Regions from separate parts of the Homo sapiens genome. Here region 1 is linked to region 2. A link is a loop called in an ENCODE intact Hi-C map of the cell type or tissue named here. Cell type or tissue: pancreas. All regions are shown on one strand.

Evidence for each region. A loop is a pair of places that touch in the nucleus more often than their neighbours do. Peaks named below come from ENCODE experiments on the same cell type or tissue, not always from the same donor. Only the 100,000 strongest peaks of a DNase experiment are listed, where the experiment ranks them.
Region 1: a loop joins it to region 2, with 4 times the contacts of the local background. A loop is called at or near these places in 6 of 110 quality-filtered maps.

What each region holds. Positions count from the first base shown.
Region 1 is chr6:106,785,059-106,793,058 of GRCh38, reverse strand. It overlaps LINC02532 (long intergenic non-protein coding RNA 2532), which reads left to right and starts at 5,518. Exons shown (of 7, transcript NR_033557.2): 1 at 5,518-5,800. In pancreas, no CTCF peak of the experiment used is centred here; DNase peaks (open chromatin) are centred at 28 and 4,968; H3K4me3 peaks cover 1,781 bases; H3K27ac peaks cover 7,921 bases.
Region 2 is chr6:106,961,851-106,969,850 of GRCh38, reverse strand. It overlaps CD24 (CD24 molecule), which reads left to right. Exons shown (of 2, transcript NM_001359084.1): 2 at 1-20. Among named protein-coding and RNA genes, the nearest start is that of CD24, 8.9 kb to the left of the region's middle. In pancreas, no CTCF peak of the experiment used is centred here; a DNase peak (open chromatin) is centred at 3,010; H3K27ac peaks cover 1,897 bases.

The sequences.
Region 1 (8,000 bases), 180 kb after region 2:
TGGAGGAGATCTGGCAGGAGCTGGAGGAGCTGTGGGTCTGGGCACACACACCACATCAGTGACAACGTTTGCCAGCTGCCACAGCACCTGCTGCCCTGCTGCTACATTCAGGGCATAGGAAATATGGCCACTGCTCCATGCCCACCTTCCAAGTCTGATGGAAAATATGTCTTGTCGCCAACCATAACCTAGAACTACACAGGGAAGGGAATTCTTGAAAACACAGGTTTTGTTAAGCTCAGTTGTCATGGTACAAAGCCACCACAGTCTATTCCTTGTAAACTTGGCATTCACACGCACTTCTTTTAACCATGTTTAACTTCCCAATAAAGACAATAGCAACATTATGCTTTTGCCTAACATGATGCAACTCTCCTTGCACTGCCTAAAACATGATATTCTCTTCTGCAAAGAGGTTTTAAGTCTCTCTATCTATCTTTGGGTGATGTTAATCCTCCTGTAGCCAAGTCACATTTCCCCTTTGCTATTCTGTAACTTAAATACTGAGATACAGGTTAATTACCATGAACACATCTTATGTTAGATGGTAGGTGACTAAGAGAAGGTAATTACCTTCTTTAGACAATCAAATATTTTTGACCAAAGCTAGACTCAGTAAAACTTTTATTTTGAATTAAATTATGAACCTACAAACCTGAGGACTTCTTTCCTGAGAGCTTAGGTTGGCTATTTCATCTGTTTTTAATGCTGTCAAATTTATCCTGAGAGGAGTCAGGCACCTCAGCCAAGCCTAAACTGTGATCCTGCAATGTAGCTTGGTCTATCTGATGAGCTTATATGTGGTGAACCCCCTGTGCATCTGTTTATCCAGGAAAACCAAAATTGTGCTGAAGAAGCTTTGAACAAGATCGCACCACTGCACTCCAGCCTGGGTGACAGAGCAGGACTCCATCTCAAAAAAAAAAAAAAAAAAAAAAAGAAGCTTTGAACAGAGGCCCCAGGGGGACACAGGTTTAGAGATTAGGAGGAAAGACAATGTCTGCCCAGCCCAGTCCCAGGGTTTGGATCTGACCTTCGAAAACAAGGCAACTGCAGTCAGAACGGGTAGGGGATGTATGGTTTGGGCAGATGCAATCTGCTTTGGGTCTCATGTGGCCAAATGCAACATAGAGCTGGGGAATGGGCAGTCTCCCCATTTCTTACAGAACATCCTGTGTAATTGACACACACTGTAGCTCCATTTGGCATACCTGACGTGTCTCAGCTTCGCGGGAACGTGGAGGTAGTATCCTGGGCAGGAGGGCACAGGCCTTTAGGAGATTGATGACAAAGGGGCAGCCCCTGGCCTCCCTGGTGGCTTGCAGGAAGCAACAACGTCAAACAGGCTGGAGTGGGAAAACATGTCTGAGATTTCTCTGAGACACTTCGTGGGGACTAAAAATAACCGGGGGGCAAGGATAAAGGAGGGGCAAGAAGGGAGGTGAGGAAGCACAAGGACCTCGGTGCTGATGGAACCGTTCTGTATCGTGATTGTGGTGGTGGTCACACGCATCTACACAGGCGATAAAATGGTACAGGGACACACACACACAAACACACACACAAATGACAGCATGCAAAACTGATGAACTCTGTGGGTTGCACCAGTATCAATGTTCTGATTTTGTACTGGATGTTAGCATTGAGGGAAACTAAAAGTACACAGGACATTAAGTCAAGGAAAAACAATAATAGTAATTATTATTTTAATTAGTTAATAATTTAATTAATAACTAAAAATATTAATTCTATTAATATTTACTGAAAGCTAACAATACGTTAGGTCCTTCACTTTTTTTTCCTGTTTAATCCTTACGACACTCTTATGAAATAGATGTTGGTATTACCTATTTTTATAGACAAGGAAATTGAGTCCAAGTCATGTGAAGGTCACTCAACTAGGCTGTCTGAGTCAGAGCCCGGACTTCTAACATTGAAGTCCTCAAGGAAAAGGTTTAGATTGCAGTGACATGGGGGATAGGGTGGAATACAAAATTCAGCACGAAGGACTTCTGAGCAGTTCTGTGCGGGAGTGAGTGGAGCTTGCTGGCCGGGTGAAGTGCTCCACAGTGGGGCAGTTCTCAGAGCAGACTGGACAGACACGATCTGTCACGGCCCTGTCTTTTGGTTCCAGGCTACATCCACCTCTTAAATGACTTGGGCTTTCTCATCTGTACAAAGGGGAAAATAAGTTTTATCTCATGGGTTGTTGATAGAATTGCAAGAGGTATAACAAAGGGTTCCAAACCTTCAGCCTCCTGGAAGTCACACTTTCTTTAATATCCACATCGAATGGCTCAAGCCTCCATCCGAAATTACATGGGGAATCGCATTTCCCCTCAGCATTTTCAAAGATTCCCCAGGGCCTTCGCATTTGCAGAGCCTGCCTTTCCCTCCCATTCCTGCTCAGACCCAATTCTCGGTTGCCCAGTGTGGTCTTGGGCCCAGTGTTTGCCCATCAAAGCCACTGTCCTCTCTCCACACTGCTTCCTCCGTGCCGGACTTTGCTCCCTCCTTTTATTCTCCAAGCAACACCTACATCTGTTCACAAATGTTATGGTGGGTAGTGCTGGCACATTTGGCTGACTTTCACTGAAGATTTGGGGTAGCAGAAGAAAATTACAGTTCTACCTAATGCAGCACAAAAACATGCCAAGTCACACTAGACAAACTCTTACAAATTTCTAACAGGTTGTTTTAAGTACCAAAACCTCCTTCCTTTTTCTCTGGAAAGCCCCTTCTCTCTTCAATAACCATCCTCTTTCTTCAAGTGCTAGGGCCAATTTGGCAACCCTCCATCATTTTATTATGCTGAGTAGTCCAGCTCTTTTTAATTTTTTTTCTGTCTTCCAGACCAGGTCCTGGGGACCACCCTTCCTAAAGCAAAAGGGGAGGGATGCATCCGTCATTTTCCTCTGTGCTTTGGCCTGTGTGACCATGGGACAGTTATAGAGCCATGGTGAGCCTCCATTTACTTGTCTGCTATTTACTTGTCTACTTTGGAAGTGGAGAGTAACAGTACTTAAACCCCAGGATTATTGTAAAGATACAGTGAACATAAATCACTTAGACTGCACCAGAGCTTAGTGTCTGTTTATTCGTATGATTTCTCTGACTTTCACAACTTCTGGAGACATCCAACCTTGTTTCTCCTCTTGTTAGATAGTGAGAGTTTCTGCTGTTCCTGTCCTCCTGGACAGAGGGAGGTAAGTACTGTCCATCAGGGCACATTCTTGAAGTCTTTGCCTCTGCTGCGGGTGGTCCCTTTTTTTGATGTAGACGGCAGGAAAGAGTCTCAGTGTCCTGAAAGTGACCAGGCCTAGCCCTGCCCAGGACAAGAAGGTAGAAAGTGGAGGCCACAGTTGCTGTGGTCTGTTGATGAAGTGTTTGAATTGTATATTGACCCCACAGGAAATTAGATCATAGACAGTCACATGGCCCTGGAGACTTGGAGTAAGAACTGATGAGGGAGGCTCAAATGTTTGATGCATGGTTTCCTTTGAGAACAACTGGGAGGGAGTGGAAGGAATGGAATGGCATAGAAGCAAGGAAATGGATTTTAACAGTAGGATTTAAAGTGTCTATGACTATTGAAGTGTGTTGTGGATGAGATTTGGTGCATATGAATAAATACAAAGAGATGCTGTTCAGGGCCTTATGTAAGCAAGAATGGAACAGAGGGAGAGGGAGAGCTCAGCAGCCTTGCTGAGGCAATGGAGGCATGTGCACCAGAGCCAGGGCCAAGTGTGGCAAAATCTACTAAAGGTTCTTCAGAGGCTAGCCCACAATAGGATGGCCCCTGAAGTCCAGTAAATCTTGGTGTTCCACTCACCCCCTCCCCTGATGCGAGGTGCAGCTCCCTCTTTCCCCAGGGGCCCTTCCTCTTGACTGCCTCCCCCAGGATAGGGGGATGGCTATGCCCTGCTGGTTCCTGACCTTCTCCTGCTCCGTTGGAGACCATTATGCTTAAGCATTGATTATCTGTGTCCAGTCAGTGTTTTGCAGCATTCCTGGTGCAAATGGCCTGCCTGTGTGCTGAAGTGGAAGGAAAGGGCTCTTAGGGGCACATTCTGTGGTCCAGGAGGACACAGAGCTGACCTTATCTCTAGCTATTGGCCATCTGTGTTCCCTGGAGCAACAGAACACCAGGTGCAGAGCCCCAACATGGGGATGGAGCTTGGAAACCTGGCTGGAAACAGAAATGGAGCTACCCTGTTAGGTGGGGGACTTGGGCAGGAGAGTGAAAAGGCTCCTGTTTCTAGTGGGCGGAGAGTCTGGGGGTAGGGGTCTGGGTTCTCTCAGATGGCCTGTAGAAGAAGGGAAGATGCTGCAGAGAGGAAAAAGCCCCCATAAGGGACCAGATGCTGCACCCCCAGGTCCTATTTGATTTAGGGAATGAAGGAGGGAGGAGAAAAGAAAGAAGAAGAGGGGGAAGGAAGCTGCAGACTACTTGTTCTGGGCTAGACGCCATGCTGGGCTCCAAGAAGAGGTACAAAACACTGCATGGCACCCAGCACGTACAAGTCCCTTGGTCAGTACAGCTGTTATCATTACGAGTGACGTTACTGCTTAATTCTAACAACACCACCATAAGGCAGGTATTATTATACTATCTCTATTTTGTGGATGACAAAATTGAGGTTCAGAAAAGAGAAGCAATTGGTGTAGGGGGTTGAAAATTGAAACACAGCGTATCTGACTCCAACGCCTGTGTGTCCAAGCCCTGTGATAGGGAAAGATGTAGGTGTTCCACAGTACCTGGCAAGGCAACAACTGGCGATGGTAAAGGGCCAGTATGGAGTGGGGTTGGGTGAGGGTAGGGGAGTTAGGGAGGGAAAGAAGCCCTCTCCCTTGAAAAGTTCCCCAGGGCTGGGCTGCCGTGCAAAGCCACTCGCCAGGAAGTATGGGACCAACGGAGGCCAGAGGCAAGACTCTCCTGGCTGCCCCACAGGCTTAGAGCTGGGAGGCAGGTGCTGCGTGCCAGCAGGAAGAGCAGCCACTAGAAGAGAGAGAAGTAGCCCTGGCACCTGGGGGAGCCATACCTGGGATGGACAAAGGTAGGCATGGCTGCTGAGCCTGCACTGAGTAGATGGTCCTGGATGCTCCGGCAGGTGTGGTGCGGCTTGGTTTCCAGCAATCTTGCTGGTGGGTGTTCAGCCACTGACTGTATGTGTATATCTTTGTCATTGTTGTTATCAGTATTATGGTGATGACTTTCTCTGACTTTTATGCATTTAGGCTAAAGGAACCTGGAAAAACACATGAATCAAAATAAAAGTTGATTCACCTTTCCAGGGCAGAGTTACAAGCGTCAAAACTCTCAGGCGAGATCTGCCAGTGACGTTCTGACCGCATGCCTCTCTGCAAGGAAAGTGGTATGTGTTGTTTTTTCCAGCAGTGGAAATACAAATGATTAACTCTGGAAACCATGGCTGTTTCACTGATAACTAATTTGTTTGCTGATAAATGATTACCCAGGAGCCAGAATAGAGACCCAAAAGTCAAACTGCAAAAATTATTAAGTTCCCTCTGTATGCAGAATATTGTGCAACATGGTTATGGGTACTACAGTGGATGTGAGTGTGTAGACCTTGTACAATAGAGCTTATAGGCTAATGAGAAGACAGGAAGAAACAACAGGAACACATATAGCTGGAATGCAGATGGGATCTGTGCTACTTACGCTAGCCATGGGATGATTAGAACAAGATAAGAGACATGAGGAAGACTTCTTCAAGGAGGTGCTCAAGCCATGTTTTGGAAAAGAGAACTCAAGGTCTGGCAGGGAGAAAGGAGCAAGGTAACCAGGGGAAGTCTTGGAGGAGAGCAAGATGATGCTGAAACTGCCCTCACTGTTGGTTTTAATGTTGTTCTTGTCTTACTGGTCGATTCAGAGCATTCACGGTGCAAGAGAGATAGGGACATTTGATTTAAGAAATAGAGCAGAATCTCCTCAAATTAAATCAGAATTTTTGATGGAGTAGAGGTCAGAGCTATGTTTTGGAAGTGTTTGGGAAATTGTTAGTTTTGTTCCCAGGATCTGATGCTTTTGTGGTTGAATATTCCATGTGAATGTTTTCTCTGCCCATGCAAATAGTAGGTCTCCCAGACAAATATCTCAGTGGTGCCAGCACTTCATTTTCCAAATGTAGGAGGATCTTTCTAATACTTCCTTTGTGGGGAACATGAAACTGTTGGAGGCTTGTAATCATATCTATATTTTAAAGAAAGATTTTTTTTATCAACAGGCTATATGGAAATATATTCAAAACTGTTAGTATTATGGTTGGATATTAATTTTGAAGTATTATATAGTTTTTTTCCTCCTGTATTTCTTTCTTAACCCTCTCACCTACTTCTCTTCTTGTTTTTATTATTTATTTATTTATTTATTTTGAGGCAGAGTCTCACTCTGTTGCCCAGGCTGGAGTGCAGTGGCATGGTCTCCACTCACTGCAACCTCCATCTCCCAGGTTCAAGTGATTCTCTTGCCTCAGCCTCCCAAGTATTTGGGGTTACAGGCATGTGCCACCACACCCAGCTAATGTTTGTATTTTTAGTAGAGACAGGGTTTTGCCATGTTCTCCAGGCTGGTCTCGAATCCCTGACCTCAGGTGATCCCCCCGCCTCGGCCTCCCAAAGTACTTCTTGCTTTTTTGAGCAAGGTTACTCTGTCCTCATTGTCTTAGTGAAGGGATAGTCAACAGGGGACAGAGATATAGAAGCCCATTTTCCTGGCTTTTGAGTTTTTAAAGCCCTTGTGTGTAAAGGAAGGACTCTGACTTATACAAGAGATTTAGGAGAATATGTGGTGCTCCACTTGAAGCTCCCTGTCTCCAGTATCTGGGGACTTGGTGTGGGGGAGGTGGGTCACAGAGAAAGTAAGAACTGTATATTCATTAGGGAATTCTTGAATGTGGTATTGTGTGTCCTGGGTGAATGGGAATGGAACCCACTGATTAGCTTGTCGACATTTCTGTAGACTAAGATTTGTACCTGCAACTGTCTAGTGCTAAATGGTAAATATTTTTCTTCCAGTTGATTTGCCTGGGGTTCTCATTAACTTTCTAGAAGATTTTGGATAGAACTCTTGGATATTTAATGTCACAAATTTTAGTTTTGATCTTGCCTCTTGGGCTCAATGTTGCATTCCTGTAACTCTCCAAATTACCGAAAAACAATTATTGGAATAACCCAAGTTTACATGAAAAGTAAACACAGCAAAGAGCTGGAAAAACAGCATGTGATGGGTCATGGCCAGATTTGCCCATGGAAAGCCCCTAAGTGGATGTAAGTAGAAAATTCTTAGGTCCTGTAACATAAGTGCAGATAAAGGGAAGTTGCTTAATATGGAGCACCAGCACAGAAAAGAAGAATGATTTTACGTAAACATTGTGCAGTAAGTCTCTTAGAACCCCAAACCTGGGGCATAGGCCTAGGGGATGTGGTTTATTGGGTTAAAGAAGGATTGTCTGAAACGGTGATATACATCATCCTAGGGGCTGGCATGCCCTTTCTGGAGGGGAGAGGAGCCTTTGTTCTGGGCTTCTGGAGTCTTGTAGATTCCTCATCCTGAGAGCTGCTGCCCACAGCCACCACCCCACGTAGGTGTATCCAGTTTAGAAACAAAAGGGGGACTCTGGCAGGCTGGCTGCTATGCTGTATTTGTGGTCATTATTACTATTATTATTATTATTATTATTTTTTTTTTTTTGAGATGGAGTTTCGCTTTTGTTGGCCCAGGCTAGAGTGCAATGGTGCGATCTCAGTTCATCGCAACCGCTGCCTCCTGGGTTCAAGCAATTCATCTGCCTCAGCCTCCTGAGTACCTGGGATTACAGGCATGCGCCACCACGCCCCGCCAATTTTGTATTTTTAGTAGAGACGAGGTTTCTCCATGTTGGTCAGGCTGGTCTCGAACTCCCAATCTCAAGTGATCTGCCCACCTCAGCCTCCCAAAGTGCTGGGATTATAGGCATGAGCCACTGCACCCGGCCTTG
Region 2 (8,000 bases):
AGAAATGGCTGAAAGAGCAATCTTGCATTTTAAGTTTTTCCAGTATGAGGAATACTTTGTGGGTAATCATGGTTCTATGAGCCTGTTAAAATTTTTAAAAATAATTAAAAACAAATTTTTGGGAATTTTTTTTTTTTTTTTTTTTTTTTTTTTTTGTGGACACAGGGTTTCATCATGTTGCCCAGGCTGGTCGTGAACTCCTGGGCTCCAGTGATCTTCCTGCCTTGGCTTCCCAAAGTGTTGGGATTACAGGCATGAGCCACCACGCCTGGCCCCCTAAGTCTATTAATTTAAACCATAGGGATATACCTCAGTATTTTTCTCTTTCTTTCTTTCTCTTTTTTTTTTTTTGAGACAGAGTTTTAGTGTGTCGCCCGGGCTGGAGTGCAGTAGCGTGATCTTGGACATTTAAACTGAGATCCAAATGACAAGACAGTTGTAGGAGGATCTAAGGAAAATTCCCTGGTAGAAGGAACAGCATGTGCCAAGTCCATGAGCTGCAGCAATTTTTCCCCTATCTACAGGTCCACAGATCCTTTTGGTTTATCTCTCTATATCTATCTATCTGTCTAATTTATAAGAGATGGGTCTCACTTTGTTGTCCAGGCTGGTGTTGGACTTCTGGGCTGAAGTGATCTTCCTGCCTTGGCCTCCGAAAGTGCTGGGATTACAAGCCACCATGCTTGGCCCTCTTTGGTCATCTAAATTGTCACTTCCATCTGCTTTCATGCCCCTGAATTTCTTTGAGACCCTTCAAGTGCATTCCGAGGTGGTTCAGGGACAACCTGGAAAGGCAGGCTGGAACTTGGGAATATGTGGAAGTTGTAGTCCACAAGTGTGCTTTCTTTTTTTCTGTTTTTTGAGACGGAGTTTTACTTTTGTTGCCCAGGTTGGAGTGCAATGGCGCCATCTTGGCTCACTGCAACCTCTGCTTCCTGGGGTCAAGCGATTCTCCTGCCTCAGCCTCCCAAGTAGCTGGGATTATAGGCATGCGCCAGCACATCTGGCTAATTTTGTAGTTTTAGTAGAGATGGGGTTTCTCCTTGTTGGTTAGGCTTGTCTTGAACTCCCGACCTCAGGTGATCTGCCTGCCTCGGCCTCCCAAAGTGCTGGGATTACAGGTGTGAGCCACCGCGCCTGGCCTTACAAGTGTGCTTTCTTCAATGAACTTCAGTTCAGCCTTTAGGGCCTTTCAGTTGATGGAATAAGACCCCCTCAGATGATCTAGGTATCTATGTATCTATGTATCTATCTATGTAGCTATCTATCTATCATCTATCTATCATTTATCTATGTATACATCTATCTATGTATACATATATATATACAGACAAACATAAGAAATATAACTATTAGAATTCTCTTTTCTACAACTGGTCATGTGGCTGAGCTGGTTTTACAGTTACCTTCTTCCATTATCAATTCCATATTAACTTGGCTGTCAGTAAGCATCTCAGCTGGTCATTGTTCGAAGCCTGGCAAGGTGAACCAAATCTTTGCTTTAATTTTATTGTGGTTTCCCTTTGATTGTATTTTATTTTATTTTTGGAGACAGAGTCTTTTGCTTTGTCGCCCAGGCTGGAGGGAAGTGGCACGATCTCAGCTTGCTGCAACCTCCACCTTTTGGGTAAAAGCAATTCTCATGCCTCAGCCTCCCGAGTAGGTGGGACTACAGGCACGCACCACCATGCCCGGCTAAGAGACAGGGTTTTACCATGTAGGCCAGGCAGGTCTCGAACTCCTGACTTCAAGTAATCTGCCTGCCTCAGCCTCCCAAAGTGCTAGGATTACAGGCTTGAGCCACTGTGCCCGGCCTCCCACTGATAGTGACAGGACATAGTAGTACTAAGAGATGCCCTAAGACATCCGTATTTCAAACATACTTTTCCTTAACTTCCATTGTATAGTAGCAACCCAATTTCCTCATGGTAATCAGAATTAATCACTTCAACAGTACAGTAACTCCCTTCTTTGCCTTTTTTTTTTTTTTTTGAGACGGAGTTTTGCTCTTGTTGCCCAGGCTGGAGTGCAATGGCACAATCTCAGCTCACCGCAACATCCACCTATCGAGTTCAAGTCATTCTCCTGCCTCAGCCTCCTGAGTAGCTAGGATTACAGGCATGTGCCACCACTCTTGGCTAATTTTGTATTTTTAGTAGAGACTGGGTTTCTCCATGTTGGTTGGGCTGGTCTCGAACTCCTGACCTCAGGTGATCCACCCGCCTCGGCCTCCCGAAGTGCTGGGACTACAGGCATCAGCCACCATGCCCAGCCCTTGTTTGCATTTTGATGCAGAGGCTTGAGGAGCCCAAAGTGATTGGATGGCAGTCTCAACTTCCAGTTCAGTGGGATCATTGCTGTTTCCGGGTTGGAAACATTCTTCCATTGGAACTACGACCTCTAGACCAGCAGAGGTTAAGGTAGTAACAATTTTGCTAGTGAATCACTAGGGGTAATGATGAGTAGTGTCACTAAATTTCCAGTCCTTGATTCCTGGGTCTGCAAACCTGGCTATGAGAGAAACAGCACCATCTTTAGACCATATATAGCTTCCTGGAGGACACTGCCCCAGTCCTGCAAGGTATTGCCATCTAGTTGGTCCTGTAACTTGTTTCCAAAATGCCATTCCTCTGTTCCGTCAAGTCATTGGCTTTATGAGGGACACACTATGCTAAGATCAGTGAATTCCATCACCATGGGCCCGTCACCACACATCATTGGCTATGAAGTGAGTTCCCTGGTCAGAAGCAGTGCTGTGTGGATTACCATGATGGTGGTGAGCATTATATAAGTCCATGAATGGTAGTTTTGGCAGAAGCACTGTAGGCAACAAAAGTAAATTCATATCCTGAATAAGTGTCTATTTTACTAAGAACAAAATGCTGCCCCTTCCATGATGGAAGAGGTCCAATGTAATCAACCTTCTACCACATAGCTGGCTGATTACCCTGGGGAGTGGTGCCACAGAGAAGACTCAGTGTTGGTCCCTGCAGCAGCAGGTTGGGCACTCCCCAGTGGTTGTAGCCAGGTTGGCCACGGTGAATGGAAGTCTATGCTGCTGGGCTTCTGCCACCATGAGCCCACTGGACAATGACAAGGATGGCTGGAGAAAGAGGTTGATTGATACCCACAGAATGGGTCCTCCGATCCACTTGATTATTAAAATCCTCTACTGAGGTCACCCTTTAATGAGCATTCACATGAGACACAAATATCTTCATGTTGTTTGCCTATACACCTCTATCCTTGCATCTCTTCCCTAGATCTTCTTGTTACCAACTTTCCAATTATGTCTCTTCCAATTCCATTCAGCCAAATCATGGGCCATAGCCTGATGGCCAGATTCATATCTCTGGCCATTTCTCCTTTCAAGCAAAATGAACAACCAAGTGCACTGCTTGTAATTCTGTCCACTAGGGGTATTTCTCTTCACCACTGTCCTTCAGGGATGTCCTCAAGGGGTTTGTAGAGCTGCAGCTCTTCACTTTTAGGTGGATCCTATGTATTGTGCAGTACTTTCTACAAAGCAGACCCAAGTATTTTCCTATAAGTCAGACCCAAGTTTTGTCTTTCTCAATCAACCGAGCATAAGGAACTCTCCATGAGGAAAGAGGTACAGGCTGGGAGAGAGAAGGTCACGTAGCAAGGAGTAGGGACTGTGGGCATCTGGGCTCCTTCCTCATATAATTTACTCTTGTCTTTAGGGCCTGCTTGAGCCAGTCTTATATATACCACTTTCATTTGACAATGAGTGCCGCTATGCACACCCAACTTTATGGTCTGGTGGGTTAGACAAAATGATGTCTAACCCACCAAATCATGATGGGCAGCTCAGGTCCCATGGTAGCCCATGGTTAAGGGTTCAGTCTCACTAAAGCACGGTAGCAAGCCAGAAACTGTTCCTCGAAGAAGAGTTGTTGTCTGCAGAGAATTGGCAAGGCTTTGCTTTGAAATCCTAAAAGTCACCATCATGCCAACGCTGGATCATTATCATATAAGTGACAAAAAATTTGGGTGAATATCTTAAAAAGTAATCATTGGCAGGGCGGGCTGGTTTATACCTGTAATCCCAGCACTTTGTGAGGCTGAGGTGGGTGGATCACCTGAGGTAAGGAGTTTGAGACCAGCCTGGCCAACATGGTGAAACCCTGTCTCTACTAAAAATACAAAAATTAGCTGGGCGTGGTGGTAGGTGCCTGTAATCGCAGCTACTAGGGAGGCTGAGACAGGAGAATCACTTGAACTCGGGAGATGGAGGTTGCAGTGAGCCGAGATGGCACCATCGCACTCCAACCTGAGTGATAAGAGTGAAACTCCATTTTGAAACAAACAAACAAAATAATGATCAATCCTTACAGAGGAGGAAATTAGTAACTTTTTTTCCACTTGTCTTTGAAAATGCTTTTAAACTCATCTGGGCTATTTTATTTATCAGATTTTCATTCTGAGGTTATATTTTTAATATTCACACTTAAATACTACTCATATGATTTAAGGCTAAATTGAGTAATGAGTAGCCATTGTATGAGTGTCTCTTCAACAAATTTTAGCCTTAGAAGATAAAAGCAAACAGTGTAGAAACAAAAATCTAGTTGAAGTATTATCCATAAAGGGAAGACGAACATCTATTTAGAATGAAACATTCTAAAGACACACACCCAATGCCACCACTGTCCTTAAAATAGAACTCAAATATTTAGTTAGCTGAAAAGTATGTGTTTTTCATGTCTCATAGGCCTCATTGGGGCTTGGCTTGGTTATCTTTGGATTCCTTACTCAGTATAAAAAAGTATTTTTTTTTTCTAATTTTGGTAGGATGGCACTTTTTGAAACAACAAAATCACCATCATGGGTTCCTTCTCAGTTTCTCTTCAAATTACACCTAAATTCTAAAATCAATGCATTTCTAAGAAACTTTAGGAAGTATCCATATGTATGATTTTGCAAAGAAATATCTCCGTGAGCCCAAAAGATCTGAAGTGACTTAACTGTCATGCCTCTTAGCAACTAACTGGCAGATAGTAAGGCTTGTGGAAACCTAACATGTCCAGAAGTGAGCTCATTACCTTCCTCCAGGTACTCCTTTACCGACTCCTTTTCTATCCAGAGCACTCGCTTGTTAAGTCGCTTTCATTACAGGCCTGGGAGCTGCCTTCCTTTTCTCTCTCCCTCTCCAATCAGCCATGATGAAATCCTGTCATTTCGAAGTCAGAAGTGTCCAGGTGTCCTGCCTTTCTTCTCCCTCCACCCCACTGCCTTCCTCTAACTTGCATCATCTGTCACAGTTGTACCTCTCTGTCCCCATCTCTCCATCCTGTGGTTATTCTCACCCTTATCTTTTGAAATGTAGATCTGCTCACTTTGTTTCCTGATTTAAAACTTTGGCTGGCAATATCCAAAGAAAAATAAATTGTTCTACCAAAAAGACACCTGCACTTGTATGTTCATTGTGGCACTATTCACAATCTCAAAGACATGGAATCAACTCTGGTTTCCATTAATGGTAGATTGGATAAAGAAAATGTGGTTCATATTCACCATGGAATACTACACAGCCATAAAAAAGAATGAAATCATATTCTTTGCAGCACCTCAGATACAGCTGGAGGCCATTTTCCCGAACAAATTAATGCAGAAACAGAAAACCAAATACCTCATGTTCTCAGTTATAAGAGGGAGTTAAACATTGGGTACACACAGACACAAAGATGGGAGCAATGAACACTGGGAATTTGAAAAGTGGTGAGGGAGGGAGGACATGAAGGGTTGAAAAATTACCTATTGCGTACTATGCTCACTGCTTGGGGCGATGGGGTCATCAGAAGCCCAAACCTCAGCATTACATAATATACCTTTATAACAAACCTGCACGTGTACTCCCTGAATCTAAAATAAAAATTAAAAAGATGAAAAAAGAAAACAAAACTTGGGCGGGCTACCCTTTGTCTAGAGGAGATAGAACAGAACGCCCTGTTCATGGCCTGTAAGGCCTTTCATAATTTGGCCCAAACCCAAATTTTCAGCCCTGTGGCCAGCCACCCTGAATAGCTCACCATTCTTTGAATCAACATCTTTTCATGCCTCTGTGACTTTTAGTACATTCACTTATCCACTCAGTGTGGCGGAAAGGTGTGGACACTAGAGACAGGCTGCCTCAGTTTGGCTCCCAGCCCAACTACTACTAAAGGACCTTAGGCAGTTACACACAGTCTCTATGGCCCAGGAATCTTGTCTGTAAAATGGGCTTCATAGTAATGGTACCTATCTTATAAAGTTGTTGGGAGAATTAAATGAGGTAATACACGAGGTCTTAGAGTCTGGCACATTGTGAGTGCTTCATAAATGTTGGCCAGTGCATTATTTTCTATTGATGTGTAAAAATTATGTTGCCCTGACTGTGAGCTCCTTGAAAGCAAGAGCTGTGTCATATTCATTTCTGGGTTCTTGGCATATGACTGAGAGCAGGTGCTCAATTAATGTTGAGAAGTAAAATAGCCAACAGTAATATCTTAATACCAGGGTAACTTAGTACCATGGTAACTGGGGGAGGGGAGGGCAGACCTTGGATACTGTATGAGGTCATGGGGGGATGTCTAAGAGGATGGTGAGGACTATTTCTAAGCAGGCTGGCCTCTTAGGGCTGCTCAGCCCTCATTAGGTAGGCAGCCTCCTTGTCCATCTATAGCAGTGGTTCTCAACCCCAACCACATATTAGAATCACTTGGGAAGTTTTTTGTTTTTTGTTTTTTTTTGACAGAAATCTGGCTTTGTCACCCAGGCTGGAGTGCAGAGGTGGGAACATGGCTCACTGCAGCCTCAGCCTCCTGGGCTCAAGTGATCCTCCTGCCTCAGCCTCTCAAGTAGCTGGGATTGCAGGCATGGGCCACCACACCCAGTTATTAAAAAAATTTTTTTTGTAGAGATAGTCTCGCCATGTTGGCCAGGCTGGTCTTGAACTCCTGTGTTCAAGTGATCCCTCTGCCTTGGCCTCCCAAAGTGCTAGGATTACAGGCCTGAGCCACCCTTCCTGGTCTTGGGGAAGCTTTTTTTTTTTTTTTTTTTTTTTGAGACAGAGTCTCACTCTGTCGCCCAGGCTGGAGTGCAGTGGCACAATCTCGGCTCACTGCAACCTCCACCTCCCAGGTTCAAGCGATTCTCCTGCCTCAGCCTCCCGGGTAGCTGGACAGGTGCATGCCACCACACCCAGCTAATTTTTTTGTATTTTTACTAGAGACGGAGTTTCACCGTGTTAGTCAGGATGGTCTGGATCTCCTGACCTCGTGGTCTGACTGCCTCAGCCTCCCAAAGTGTTGGGATTACAGGCATGAGCCACCGTGCCCAGCCTGGGAAGCTTTTTTAAAATAGTGATGTCTGCCACCTCTACCTACCTAGGAGACTCTGATTTAATTGGTCGGGGTGGAGCTCAGTCATCTGCAGCTTTTTTTTTTTCTTTTTTACATTAATTGACACATAATAATTGTACATATTTATGGGGTTCAGTGTGATATTTCGATTCATATATACAATGTGTAATGATCAAATCAGGGTAATTAGTATATCCACCACCTCAAAATTGATCATTTCTTTGTGTTGGGAACATTCAAAATACTCTCCTCTAGGCCAGGCTTGGTGGCTTACATCAGTAATCCCAGCATGTTGGGAGGCTGAAGCAGGAGGATTGCTTGAGGTCAGGAGTTCAAGACTAGCCTGGGCAATATGGTGAGACCTCATTTCTACTAAAAATACAAAAAATATCTGGATGTGGTGGTGTGTGCCTGCAGTCCCAGCTACTTGTGAGGCTGAGGTGAGAGGATCACTTGAGCCCAGGAAGCAGACGTTGCAGTGAGCTGAGATTGCACCATTGTACTCTAGCCTGGGCGACAGAGCCAGAACCTGTCTCAAAAAAACCCAAAAATACAAACAACCAAAAATAACAAAGCAGAAAAAAATCCTCTCTTCTAGCTGCAGTCATGTGTTGCTTAACAACAGGGATCTGTTCT